Regions from separate parts of the Homo sapiens genome. Here region 2 is linked to region 1. The links are chromatin contacts, found by Hi-C in ENCODE. All regions are on one chromosome and are shown on one strand. Each heading gives the region's core, a stretch centred on a gene start or an enhancer-like site at or near the end of the contact. The rest is flanking DNA. Distances are from core to core; before and after follow the strand shown.

Evidence for each region. Hi-C counts contacts between places; a loop is a spot of excess contacts on that map. Pooled maps may share reads with other maps.
Region 2: a map of Caco-2 shows a loop between it and region 1 (2.1-fold over the local background). The contact joins the enhancer-like site here to the promoter of CYS1 in region 1. A Hi-C loop is called at or near these places in 1 of 168 maps with a recorded cell type or tissue (Caco-2), 1 of 37 single-sample maps with no recorded cell type and 1 of 50 pooled maps.

Annotation. Positions count from the first base shown.
Region 1 is chr2:10,078,728-10,085,516 of GRCh38, reverse strand. It overlaps CYS1 (cystin 1), which reads left to right and starts at 5,106. Exons shown (of 3, transcript NM_001037160.3): 1 at 5,106-5,611. The coding sequence starts at 5,294. RefSeq lists an enhancer at 2,488-2,547 and silencers at 4,792-5,031, 5,202-5,261, 5,322-5,561, 5,632-5,971.
Region 2 is chr2:10,224,484-10,231,955 of GRCh38, reverse strand. No RefSeq gene overlaps it. Among named protein-coding and RNA genes, the nearest start is that of MIR4261, 36 kb to the right of the region's middle. RefSeq lists an enhancer at 5,378-5,987. Within about 2 kb of position 3,166, at least 3 of the 41 ENCODE cell types and tissues checked have a DNase peak (open chromatin) inside an H3K27ac peak, as active enhancers do.

The sequences.
Region 1 (6,789 bases), core at 3,857-6,356:
TTAAAGTTGGACATTTTATGTTTGTTGCACACTCTTTTTAGCCAACAGTATTTAAAGGTTAACCTCTGTAATAAATATTACACGTTAATGGTCAAATTTACACAGACTCAATTCCCTTTCCCAGCACTGCCCTCCCTCTCCCCTCAAACCTTGTCCTCAGGATGATAAATGACCCCACCAAAGCCTAGGGTCCAAGTATGTTTTGAGTGGCCTCCAAATCTCACACTCAAAACTGTGGGTTCATGGACAGGGGAGTCAGCTCACAGATCACTTTGTGTAGCAGATTTGCAAGGAGAAGGAAGCTTACGTTCACTGAGGCCAGCGGCTGTGGACACTGTACTGGATCTTTCTCAGCTGCTGTGTGCATTGCCCCTGGAGACAGGACAGTCCCACACAAACATCGTCTTACTCAGTGGGCCAGGGATGGGCACCTGAACCTCAAGTAGCTCCAGTTCAAGGCGGCCAGCTTCCTGCCTGCTCAGCTAATCGAAGCCTGTCCACCCCACCCCACCCCACAAACCCACCACCCCCCGCCCCCCGGTCTAAATTCCTAGCCGGAGTAAAAATCCAATGGGAAAAGAGTCTTATACACATGGCAGCGGAGTGAAACCACATCAGCTACCTGGTCATTTTTTTTTCTTAAATATAAGCAGGAGTCAGTGGGGGATGATGCCCTTGTCCCATGTAAAGATCTTAATCGCTCCTTAGGTCCGATGCCCACTTCTCACTCCCATCTCCTTTTATACCCGCTGACTGTGTCCCGGAGTCTCATCTGTCAGTCCATTGACCCCGTTTCCTCTCCAGCGTCTGTCATCATGGCATAGACTGCAATTGCTCAGCCTGTGTCATCTGGCAGCTCTCTACTGTCAGTTTTCCATCTTTCAGAAATGCGTTGAAACCTCTCCTTTGTGATTTCCCTCCTTCTTACAACTCCTCCTCTATCCCTTTTTCTTTTATCTTAATTCCAGCAAAGTCGCAAGTACCAAGAGAAGGCAACTCTGCACCCGGTCTGCTGTTTTGAGCCAGAAGCCATGAGATGCCTCTAAACGAGAACTGCTCTAGTCATGGAAAGTATGCATCGTAAATTCCAGTGCTAAACCTTTTGTTTAGATGGGGTACAAGTCATTGTCATTTTACTGTCAGAATTTTTTACAGTGTTATAGAACGCACCAAATCAGCCATGACCTGGACCTGCCAACCCTAAGGACCTCATGTATCTTATTTCTGAGTAAATATTGAAAAAAGTTCTGTAACTCATTAATTGTCCTTAATGAATAATGGTGATTCACCCTTATATTTTGTTTTCCCCTCTTGATGCCGAAACCATGAAACCAAATACAAAAGCTTGGACACTTTGGTAAAAGACAATAGCAATTATGTGGGCTGCTGCTGTCCAAACATATCAGCATTCGTTAATAGCACTGTGGCTCTCTCAAGTTACCGATTAAGCATTAAAAATAGAAACATGGCTTGCTTATGTTTCAAATGCCGTCTCATTTATCACCCAAATGCAAATATTATCTGTCTGCATATTCATAAGAACCAGCACCTGCACAACACATCTTTCTTACGTAACGGCTTGGGAGTGCCATGATTGGTGGGAAACTGCAGGATATCTGAGCAGGGAGAGTAGATCTGCGAGTCCTGAAGCAGGGGCCCTGGAGTGGGGTTTTGAAAGGTGGGTTGGTTTGGCAGGCTATTGTAATGACTGGTCCATGAGTCGTGGTGGGAGGAACTGGCTTCATCTGCAGTAGATGCCTGGCTACTCCTGAAACCAAGGAAAACATCGTTCGGGCGCCCGAGTCCTTCCGAAAAGTATCACCAACTGTAGTCCTCTTCCAGGGTTTAATTTGTTTAAGGAAAGGAAGTTCTATTTTCCCAGAGTTAAGCAGAGAGTTCCCAAACTGGGCTTCACCTTCCACCCACCATCACCAGCACCCACGAGCACTATCACCGCATAAAAGAATCCTTCAGCTGCAGGTGTGACTGCCAGATATTTTCTTAAGAAGGATTACACCCCATTTCAGTTCTCCAATATTCCTGAGACGTTGCTAACTCTTTCGGACAAAAATTCTAGAGACGATCTTAGGGACATTAGTCATGCGGAAAGCTTTTAGGTTGTTTGCTTATTATGGGAAGCTTCTAATAAAATCAATCTGAGTTTTCAGCATATTTGATGGAAGCCAGGTCTACAAATGTAGCAGATTTTAAAATGTTCTCTCAAAGTGGAAAGAATGCTGGCTCTGGCATTCCTCCCGCTGAAGCGGAGCTAATGACAAGTTTTGGGAAACAGTGTTGGAATCAAGAGTGGCCAGAAAAATTGGTTGCCCTGGGAGGTGAACACAGGGAGCTGTGGATGTATTTAAACATGAGTCACATGACTAGCTTCTATTTAGGCAGAAGCAAAACATGTTTTCCTTTAAATCATTAAACTGAGTGAACTCAAGAAAAATCTCGTTTGCCTCTAAGTGTTGTTGTTCTTTGGGGTTTAAAGAGTTTCAAGATGAGATTTGTTTTCTTAAAAACTTATATCAATAGCTTCCAAACGAGACACATCTGTAGACTTAGCGCACCCAAATGACATCTGTGTTTGGCCCCACATCCTACACCTGGATGGTTAAGATGGCACATCAAAAAAAAGGGGGGGAGAGGCCAGGCACGGTAGCTTACGCCTGTAATCCCAGCACTTAGGGAGGCCAAGGCAGGTGGATTACCTGAGGTCAGGAGTTCAAAACCAGCCTGGCGAACATGGTGAAACCCTGTCTCTACTAAAAATACAAAAATTAGCCGGATGTGGTGGTGCGTGCCTGTAATCCCAGCTGCTCAGGAGCCTGAAGCAGAAGAATCACTTGAACCCGGGAGGCGGAGGTTGCAGTGAGCAGAGATCCGGCCACTGCACTACAGCCTGTGCAACAGAGCGAGACTCCGTCTCAAAAAAAAGGCAGGGGGGATCATAAATACTTCCCTTTAAAAAATTTTTTTTCTTTTCTTTTTGCTTTTTCTTTATTGTTTGTTGTTGTTGTTGTTTGTTTTGTTTTTTTTTTTTTTTGAGACGGAGTCTCTTTGGTTGCCCAGGCTGGAGTACAGTGGTGCGATCTCGGCTCACTGCAACCTCCGCCTAACGGGTTCAAGTGACTCCTGCCTCAGGCTCCCGAGCAGCTAGGACTACAGGTGCCCTTCACCATGCCCGGCTAATTTTTGTATTTGTAGTAGAGACAGGGTTTCATCCTATTGGCCAGGCTGGTCTCGAACTCCTGACCTGAAGTGATCCGCTCGCATCAGCCTCCTAAAGTGCTGGGATTACAGCCTCATTTTTTTTCTCTTCTTTTTCTTTTCCCTCTCTGTCTCACCTCTCTTCTCTCTCTCTTTTCTTTTCTTTCTTTCTTTTTTTTTTTTTGAGACAGAGTCCAGCTCTGTTGCCCAGGCTGGAGTGCAGTGGCGTGATCTCGGCTCACTGCAACCTCCACCTCCTGGGTTCAAGTGAGCATGCCCAGCTAATTTTTGTATTTTTAGTAGAGACAGTTTCACCATGTTGGCCAGGCTGGTCTCAAACTCCTCACCTAAAGTGATCTGCTCGCCTCAACCTCTGAAAGTGTTGGGATTACAGGCATGAGCCACCACGTCCAGCTAGATTATAAATACTTTCTTGTTCTTTTTTTTTTTTTTTTTTTTGAGACGAGCCTCACTCTGTCGCCCAGGCTGGAGTGCAGTGGCGCGATCTCGGCTCACTGCAACCTCCACCTCCCGGGTTCACGCCATTCTCCTGCCTCAGTCTCCTGAGTAGCTGGGACTACAGGCGCCCGCCACCACGCCCGGCTAATTTTTTGTATTTTTAGTAGAGACGGTGTTTCACCGTGTTAGCCAGGATGGTCTCGGTCTCTTGACCTCGTGATCCACCTGCCTCGGCTTCCCAAAGTGCTGGGATTACGGGCGTGAGCCACCGCGCCCGGCCTCTTGTTCTCTCTTAATAATAAAAATAAATGGATGTGAATCTGAGTCCCATTTTTATTCCATTTTCTTAGGCATATGTTTTTTAATGTCTACTCCTGAAGTGATAAAATAGTAGAATTTCAAGTCTGTGGTTGGGAAAGTTTAGCCGAAATTCCATTTTCACAATTATTCTGGAATCCAATCAATCAGGATAAAAGTTAATGTCAAGTCAAGATAGGTGAGTTAAACCCAGGACTTTTGAATTGCCCTGTCTTGGAAAGGCTGGAATTTAAAGTTGCAGGAGGTGGGCAAGGGAAGGAAGTAATCACATTTAAGTAAAACACAGAACCAACCAACAGGAAGGCTCGCTGGGTTTGAATTCGGCAGCTTTGGAGTGTTTTCTAGTCTGGGTTGTGGTTAGTTCACTTAAAAAGAAAAGCGGTTAAGGGAAAAAAAAAAAAAATCCGAGACCAAAAGCTAGACTTATGACCACCACCTAGGTATTTCCTTTTGCTTCTTTCCTGTGGCGGGGGGAGGGCGAGGTGGGGGTTGCTTTGCCTTTCTCCTTCATTTTCAAAGTTTTTCTTTCCCAAAAGTAGTGACTATTTGGAGGTTTTGATGAGGCTCAACCTTCACACATCCAGTCTCCGCTGGGGCAACAGAGGGAAGGAGAAGGCCGGAGGGGGCTGTTGGTGCCCGGAGGATCGCCCCTTCCCTCCCGGGGCGTCTCAGGCCTGGCGGACACTGAAAGGTCGGGGCGCACTGACGGCCGGACCTCGCGAACGCAGCGCGCGCAGCCCTCAGGGTCTTTCCCCCGCCCACCCCGCGCATCGCTAGGGGGCTCAGGCTTTGGGAAGTCCCCCCAAGCTCCCGCGGCCTCCCACGGGCCCGGCGAGCGTCGTCTGGGGAGCGTTTCCATAAATGAACAAACTCAGCCGGGCCCCCCGCAGGGTTCAGCAATTCCAGAAGGCCGGGACAGGGCTGACCCGACGGCGGGGAGCGAGGGGACCCGTGGGCGGGAGTGGGGGGACTGTAGGGGGAGACCCGGGAGGGGAGGCCGCGCCCGCACCCGGTGCTCCTCGCCGGGGTCTCGGGCCCGCCCCTCCCTAGGGCCGGTGTGCGCCCCCTCGGGACGCCTATGCAGCCCTGCCTCGCCCGCCCCTCCCCAGGCTCCGGCTCGCACCCCCGTCCTCCGGCCGCGACCCCCGCCCGGGAACCCTAGCCCCTGGCCGCGGTCGCTTCCCGGACCTCGCCCCGCGCCTCCCCCTGCAGCCCGCCCCGGCCGCACCCCCTAGCGTCCCCGCCCCCGGCCGCGCCCCCTCATGGGGGCCCCCTCGGCGGTCCGGGAGGCGGCGGGCGCGCCATGGGCAGCGGCAGCAGCCGGAGCAGCCGGACTCTGAGGCGGCGGCGCAGCCCCGAGAGCCTCCCCGCGGGGCCCGGAGCGGCAGCCCTGGAGGGCGGGACCCGCCGGCGGGTGCCGGTGGCGGCGGCCGAGGTCCCGGGGGCAGCCGCGGAGGAGGCGCCCGGCCGCGACCCCAGCCCCGTGGCGCCCCCCGACGGCAGGGACGAGACGCTGCGCCTGCTGGACGAGCTGCTGGCCGAGTCGGCGGCCTGGGGCCCCCCGGAGCCCGCCCCGCGCCGCCCAGCCCGGCTCCGACCCACCGCGGTCGCGGGGAGCGCGGTGAGTGTGGGAGCCGCAGGGCCTCGGGGGACGGCGGGGACCCCACTCACCGGCCGCGCGTCCCCGCCCCAGCCCTGGGCGCCGGTCGCGCTGCGCCCCCTTCCAGCCTCCGACTTGCGTGCTCCCCGCTGCCCCGGCCTCCCCGCCCCTGGGCCCCCAGGTTTCCTCCCTCTCTGCCCCGTCTCCGGGTCTGTGTCCAGGCGTGGGGGCGATCGCGCTGGGAGCGGCCGAGGAAGGACACCCCTAGGCGGAGCGCGCCGGGCTCCCGGCTCCCCTCGGGCCCGCGGCCCCGCCTGGCCTTCCCGGGCCGCCCTGGAGCGGGGCGCCGGCGGTGGTGGCACGGCAGCCAGACGGTGGCTCAGAAGCGCCCTGCCGCGCCCACCGGTCCAGATCCTTGCCTTGCTGGGCAGGCAATTCTCATGTTACTGATATTTTTAGGATGCTGCGGAATCTCTTTTGCGCTTCCTATTCTCTCTCCCTGAATACTCGTAATAACAGTCCTGCTGTTCTAAAAAAACAATAAAACAAGCACTCTGGTTTGGCAACCGTCTTCGCTCCAGCAGAGCTGAATGAACAAGATCTTTAACATCCGCTCCCGGGCTCGGGGAGGATGCCAAGGGCCTCGTCCTCCTCCCTGAGGCCCGGGAGGCTTTGCTTAGCAGCCGCTGGGAGCCGAGGAAGATGCCTTCCTGGGTGGCTACCGCACCAAGGAATCCTGAAAAGGCCCCAGGGAGGGTGGGGGAGAGGGACAGCCCCAGGCGACAGTGCACAGAGCTCTCTCCCTCTGGCCCTGGTTCCCTGCTCCTCTCCCTTACGGTCTTTAAAGAGGAAAAGCGAGCTGCAGTGAGTAGGGCTGAATTATATAACAAGATTCCTTTAATACCACATCAGCCTGCAGTTATATAACACTGCCTGGACAAATAGCTGAGAAATTTGGGAGGAATTCACACATAGCAAGGAGGCAGTTAATTTTAGTGTTCATTTTCAAGTGCTTTGGAAACTCGGAGGTGAAAATGAGAGGCAAATAGCAAGAGTGAATGTTGTGCCCTCTGATTTGCTGATATTATTCATCATGGTGACTGCTCGCTCTTTAAGTCATTTTCCAGCTATCCTTTGAGCACCGGTCCCGCTGTGGGTGCTAGGGATGAGGCCACACAGCATAGCCCTTGCCTTAAAGA
Region 2 (7,472 bases), core at 1,917-4,416, 150 kb before region 1:
GCAGGGCTCAGTCTGCAGCCGAATGTGTGTTACTCAAAACTGAAATCTCTTTTTGAAGCACAAACATGAGGGGCAGAGGGAGAAGACGCACCTCTGACAGGCGTTTCCAAAAGGGTTTGAGCTCCAGGCTCCATCCCTCCCGGGCCTTCCTCCCCTTTGAGCCAGGCTGGGTCTGGGCTGCTCGCTGCCTGCTCTCAGGGAGGCCTGTGTTCGTCCAGCAGTGCCAGGGCTGGCAGGCAGTTCAGCCTAGCTTAGGGGTGAAGTGGTGGCAAACCCACTTCATTTCAAATCTGAAGCCACCGGCGTCAGCCAGTTTTATTATTATCATGAGAGGGTGTGGCTATATGGCTTCTCCGGACCATCCTGCCCACCTCCCATGAGAATCTTTTTGCAGAATAAGCTACAACAGCCAAGAGGTGGGGAGAGAGCTCTGGAAGCTCCATCTAAGTGCCGGGATACAGCCATACCTGAGGACACATCACAAGCCTATCCATTGCTATGTGTGGATTTACCTATCATTCAATCATTTATTTTGCTTAAACCAGTTTCTTTTTTTGTTTGTTATGTTGCTTTGTTTTGCTTTTGAGATGGAGTCTCACTCATTCTGTTGCCCAGGCTGGAGTGCAGTGGCGCAATCTCGGGTCACTGCAACCTCTGCCTCGTGAGTTTAAGCAATTCTCCTGCCTCAGCCTCCTTGAGTAGCTGGGATTACAGGCACCCACCACCACGCCCCGCTAATTTTTGTATTTTTAGTAGAAATGGGGTTTTACCATGTTGACCAGGCTGGTCTCGAACTCCTGGCCTCAAATGACCTGCCCGCCTCGGCCTCCCAAAGTGCTGGGATTAAAGGCGTGAGCTACCACGTCCAGCTGCTTAAGCCAGTTTCAAATGGATTTCTGTCGCTTGCAGCCCAAAGCTCTTGATTGGTGCAGCTTTGCCAGTGGCACCTTAAAGACTGGATTCCTAAGAAAGTCTAAGCTTCTACTAATTATAAAATACTTACGATTATGTATGTCATTTATATTAACTAATAATATTTAAAGCTAAGCCTTCAATTCAGAGTCATAAAAAAGGACTGAGGCCATGTCTACCTATGTGCTTGGGAACAATTAATCTTAATTAGGAAAGAAAGAAACTAAAATCTATAAGTGCCCCCACTTTCTGTGTCCCAGGCACTATGCCAGGCCTTTCACATACTTCGTTTCATCTTCCCAACAAAGCTGTGAGGCGGCGTATTAGTTCAGATAACTCTAGCTGCTATAACAAATAGACCCAAAATGTATACCGGCTCCACAACAGGGGTTTACTGCTCACTCACACCCAGTCAAGGCAGATGTCCCTGACCAGTAGAAGCTCTCCTCTGTGCAGTGACCACACAGAGACCCAGGCTCCTTCCATCCCAGGGTCACCAGCCACGAGGGCCTCAATCTCCCCTGTTTTCAGCTGGGAAAAGCTTGGCAGAGCTTGGAGGGGACCCAGCTATTCCTATAATAACATCCTTGACACAGGAATTGCATGCCTTGCTCCATTTGCCTTCAGTTGGCTGAAGCTCACTCACACCGAGCTGTTAGGAGGATGGAAAGTGCCCCTGGAGGCCAGGTGTGGAGGCTCACACTGTAATCCCAGCACTCTGGGAGGCTGAGGCAGGCAGATTGCTTGAGCCCAAAAGTTCTAGACCAGCCTTGGCAACATAGTGATACCTCATCTCTACAAAACAGCAAAAAAATTAGCTGGGTGTGGTGGCATACTCCTGTAGTCCCAGCTACTCAGGAGGCTGAGGTGGGAGGATCCCTTGAGCCTGGGAGGTTGAGGCTACAGTGAGCCAAGATTGATCCACTGCACTCCAGCCTGGGCGACACAGCAAGATCTAGTCTAAAAAAAAAAATGGAGGGGGTGGGGAGTGTACCTGGAAAGACAAGGAAATGGATATCTCGGGAAGAGCTTGCAGCTTCTCCTACAGGGAGGGTTCATCCGCTCTGTGGGTGAATAAGAGGCTCAGGCTGCTAACGGACTAGATCAGGATTTGGACTCAGGACTCTCTGGGCCCAAGTCCCACTCACTTCCCTTCTCTTCATGCTGCCTGAATTGGTAATCGGGACAGGATACCAAATGACCTTTCTTCTGGTGGCGCTTACAGTCCCTTTCTAGGAACACTCTAAACACTGGAAGAACAATTCCAAATGAAACGGAACAGAATGGGAAGCACTGCAACAGTGAGGGCCCAGGCCCCATGGCCAGGCGAGTCAGTGGGTGCTGCAGGGAAGAGGGATGGGGCACAGCTCCCAGGTGGGGCACAGCAGAACACCTAGCTGGGCTCCAGCAATGGCCCTGGCCAGGGCCTGGACGTGGAAATGAGGGTCAGCCCTGTGGCTGTTGACAATGTAGACCTTTCTGGGAGTAAACTGGGGGAAGGGAGCTACAGGAGCATCGTGACTGCTGTTGGTGGCTGGACCTCAGTTTCCCCAGCAAGGCCCCACTTGAATCAGATCATTCAGAAGAGGATGATGAAGTTGGCTCCATTCAGCTTTTGAGGCTGCTGCCAACAAAAAGAGTGAAGACATCCTGAAACGGTGGGTTCCTGGTTTGCTCCACCCCAATCCTCCAGCCCCTGACCCCCTGTGGAGCCCCCCACCCTCCCCCTGTTCACGCTTCTCCTCAGGCCCGGAGGCCCAGTCTCGGAGCTTCTTTGCAGAGCCATCTGAGACAGGGCACCTAGAGCCCGTACGTCAGTGGCAGCCCGGCCCAGCTCCCCTACCTGGGGCCTTGGGCTCAGCTCCTCCCTTCTGAGTCTGTGTGTTTAAAAGAAAAAAGGCCATGGTTTCAGCCTGGGCAGTCTGAGGGGGCAGCATTGACGAGGCCTTGCCATCTCTCAGCAAAACACCCGCATTTAAACCTGGAGACAGATGCTCCGGGTGGGGCAGGGACTCGCCCCAGGTCGCCAAGCACCTTAATAAACACGGTGTATTTGTGCTTCCCAGGAAAGGTGTGCTTGGCCGCCCCTCCCTGATATCAGAGCTTTCATGGTGCTTTTTATTGACCAAGAAGATAAAGAGCTCAGTTAAATAACTGGGTAAATAACTGGCCTCGGACCAGGTGCTGGTCTGGGACATAGATCAGCCTTTTTCAATGAAGGAGAAGTCTTGCCCTATTCCCAGACAGCCCCCAGCCCTGCTTTGGGCAGTGAGCAGTGGCGCCTGGGAGGGAGTTGGCTGATCAATCGTGTCTCCTGGGGCAGACATCTCTACACAGGAGCCGCTCGCCTTGCTCTCAACCTTGGCTGTGCATTGAAATCACCAGGGGAATTTAAAATGCCAGTGCACCCGCCTCACTCCCAGGGACTTCGATTTGATTAGCTTGTGGTGCGGCCCAGGCACTTGACATAAAGGCCTCCCAGACATTGCAGCGTGAGCCAGGGCTGAACCCCCCTCACTAAGTGGGGTCAGACACTGTGTGGGATGGTTCCCATTTCAGTGGTGTAAAGATTCCCGCCAAGCAACCACATTTTAACAACCAGCTTCCACCATTCCTCCCATGGAATTCCAGGCTCTCGGGAGCCATGGAGCTGGCTCTAACTGTCCATCATCCATGAGGCACCTGGGCACGACCTCTCCTAGTTGGAACAGAACAGAACAAGAAGGAAGCTTCCAGGCTGTCAAAACAAAAAGTCTCAAAGCCTGTGCCCCACAGCTGAGATCTGATTTTAAATGACCTTTTGGAAGAGGAGACAGAAAAGAAACGCTTTCCTGCAAATGAAAGATGAGGGGACAAACCACAGTATGGGGTCATTCAATTAAGGGGCAAGAAGTACTCAGCTCCAAGGAAAAGGACGGGCTTCCTGCAGCCAGCGACGTTCCAGGCAGTGACTCAGAGCGAGGGACTCTAAGAAGGCAGCTCTGGCCGGGCACGGTGGCTCACGCCTGTAATCCCAGCACTTTGGGAGGCCGAGGCAGGCGGATCACCAGGTCAGGAGATCGAGACTATCCTGGCTAACATGGTGAAACCCCATCTCTACTAAAAATACAAAAAATTAGCCAGGCATGGTGGCGGGTGCCTGTAGTCCCACCTACTCGGGAGGCTGAGGCAGGAGAATGGTGTGAACCCCGGGAGGCGGAGCTGGCAGTGAGCCAAGATTTCGTGCACTCTAGTTTGGGCAACAGAGCGAGACTCCGTCTCAAAAAAAAAAAAAAAAAATAGAAGGCAGCTCTAAGGGGAGGGATCCTAGGAGACAAAAGAATGAATCCTGGACTACACTAAGTGCCTCTGTTCTCACAGGCTAGCAGGGGCGTGGAGACAGATTCCCGGCCTGTATGAGCCTTGCCTTCAGCATCTTCCCTCCCCCATAGACAGGCAAGCAGCTCTCGATGGGTTTTCTATTGAAATCCGTGGCCTTGACTGGCCAGAGGTCTCTGTCCTGCAGGCAGGAGGAAGCGTACAGGGGCTGCCTGGGGTTGGGCCATGCTGTTAGGAACCTTGACCTTGGAGTCCTGCTCCAACCCTGTGAAAGGGGAGTCCAGGGCCAGGGAATGTGCCTCTGGGATCAAGTTTTTGCTGGTGGGGAACAAAAGGAGAACAATATCTGTGGGGTGAGTTTTTTCTAAAGCAAATATGTCCACTGTGAATAACTGACCTTTGCACTCAGATGTATAACTACATCCATTTTTTTAAGTGATAAGATCTCACTCTGTTGCCCAGTCTGGAGTGCAGTGGCATAATGGCACGATCACAGCTCATGCTCAAGCAATCCTCCCGCCTCAGCCTCCAGAGTAGACGGGACTGTAGAAGCATGCTACTACGCCCGGCTACTTTTTTAAATTTTTAGTAGAGACAGGGTCTTTCTATATTGCCCTGGCTGGTCTCAAGCTCCTGGGCTCAAGCAATCCTCCTGCCTTGGCCTCCCAAAGTGCTGGGATTACAACCATGAGCCACTGCACCTGGCACATCCATTCTTTTATGAAGTGATGGGGAGAACGGATGGTGGGTCCTTATTTTTTAAAATTTCCTCCCTTGGTATGAAGGGAACTTAGCAACCCTCTGTGGCTCCTCCTCTGGCTTGCGGGAGAGGAGAGGCTACAAGAAAAGAGGCTTCAGCCTCACTGTTCCAGCTCTAGGCATATCTGACTGCAACCATCTGAGGTCCCAGGCTAGGCCCTTCCAGCTGGGTGTGTCCCAAATTCCTGTCCACAGAAGCCATCAGAGAGAATAAAATCTTGGTGTTTTAAGCCACTGTGTTTTGGGGTGATTTCTTACAGCGGTAGATAACCGGAACACCTCATCTGCTGTGACTCGTGGAACACAGGCAGAAATCCCAAGTCAGGCAACAGAGAGCCCTGGCGAGCCCTGGCTGGGCTGGGTCCCACTAATAAAGTGGGGTCAGAGCTCTGCCCGCTATGGGGGCCGCTGTGGCTGCCAGGACTCCCCATCAGAGTGCCACAGCCAAGGTGAGGGTGGATCAGGAGAGGACCCATAAGTCTTCACCAGGCATCAGGCCAAGAGCTAAGGGCAGGTGACGGAGACAGGGAGAGGCGTCCTCTCGAAGCCTCAGCTCACCCTGCAAAGGGAGGCGAAGAGCCATGGCCTGAATTTGACTTGTGAAACCAGAGGAAGTCACTGGACTCCGAAGCCCTGGAAAAGCTCAGGGAGCTAACAAGATTTTAATATTTCAAAAGCTTCCAGGTCGCAGCTGAAATGCTGCGTAAGAGGCTTGCAAAGTTCAGGGCCGTAAACAACTCAGCTGTGTACTCTGGAGGCTCAGAAGGCAGAGGCTACAGGCTGGGGAACAGCCACCTGGGCTTCTAGTGACTTCTGGACCTTCACATGCTGGGAACGTCTCGGGGAGTGACACAAAGTTGGGCAAGCCTGTGCTGGGGTCTTGGCACGGCTGCATCCTTGCACGGGGCAGAGCGGTGAGGCCCACTGAGAGCACAAAACCAAGACCCGTGTCAGCAGGGGCATTGGGAGGTAGGCTCTGGGTGCAAAGGGCCTATGGCCTCAGCCCAGGACCTCCCAGCCAGGCCACCAGAGTTGGGACAGAGGATAAAGGGAGGACTCAGCCTCAGAATAAAGCAGCCACCAGCAACTGCAATCAAGGGGGCTGGAGAGAGGGGAGAGGAGTGAGAGAGGCCGTGGCTAGCCCACCTGCAGGGCAAGGCAGCCTTGAATGAAGGGAGCTTGCTGCCTGACAGCTCCTGGGGCGGAGGGAGTTAACCCAGCCTGGCGGCCCAGGTGCAGGGAGGCCTGCTCAATGAACATCTGAACCTCTCTTGGGGTCACACCCTCCCTCCTTTGAAAGCATTCCTGTGCTTCTGGCTCAGGTGCTGCAGCTGGGAGGACATTGTTTCCAATTCAAAGGGAAGGTGTCTTTAGCGCTCTGTGATGACAGCCCAGCCTCAGGAGAGGGCAGGGGAGCAGGCTGGTGTTATTACTCCTTCCTTAATGGGCCAAGGCTGACTCTGGGGCGTTTGTGACCTAGAGTGGGCAGTCGTCTCCCTCCCTCACCCTCCCCGCTTCCCCACTCAGCACTCCCAGCTGCATGTCCCGGTGGCCGGGTCACGCTGAGCTTACAGGGTGTGTGAGTTCCCTATGACTCTGCCTTAACAGAGTTCCACAGATGGGGTGGCTTCAAACAACAGAGATGTGGCCGGGCGCGGTGGCTCACGCCTGTTATCCCAGCACTTTGGGAGGCCGAGGCGGGCAGATCACTTGAGGTCAGGAGTTTGAGGCAAGCCTGGCCAACATGATGAAACCTGTCTCTACTAAAAGTACAAAAATTAGCCGGGCGTGGTGGTGGGCACCTGTAGTCCCAGCTACTCGGGAAGCTGAGGCAGGAGAATTGCTTGAACCGGGGAGGTAGAGGCTGCTTGCCATTGCACTCCAGCCTGGGCAACAGAGGGAGCCTGTCTCAAAAACAACAACTGCAGAAGAGATGCATTTTCTCCTCATTCTGGAAGCTAGAAGTCCGCACTCAAGCTGTCAGCAGGGCTCAGCTCCCTCCGAAGCCTGTGGGGGTGGGGGCACGGGGAGTCCTTCCTTGCCGCTTCCAGCTTCTGGTAGCCCCAGGTACTCCTTGCCTTGTGGCCACGCCACTCCAATCTCTGTTGTCACTTGACATTCTCACTGGGGGTCTCTTCTCCTCTCTCACAAGGAAACCAGTCATTGGATTCAGGGGCCAACCTACTCCAGGGTGACCTCATCTTAACTGGATTTCATCTGCGAAGAACTCCATTTCCAAACAAGGTCACAGGGGTTTAAGACTTTGAATATCTTTTTGGGGGACCCAGTTCGGCCCACGGCAGAGAGTTAGGGAGACCTGGGTCCCAGGGACATCCCAAGCCTCCTGGACAACGCGCCCGGCCCTCTGGTCCTCATCACCCCCACCCCGCCTCCAGGCTGAGGACAGCAATCTCTCTCCTGCTCTCTCCTGGAACGCCATGAGGGTCAGAGATGACCGATGTCCCCCTCATCCACAGGGGGAC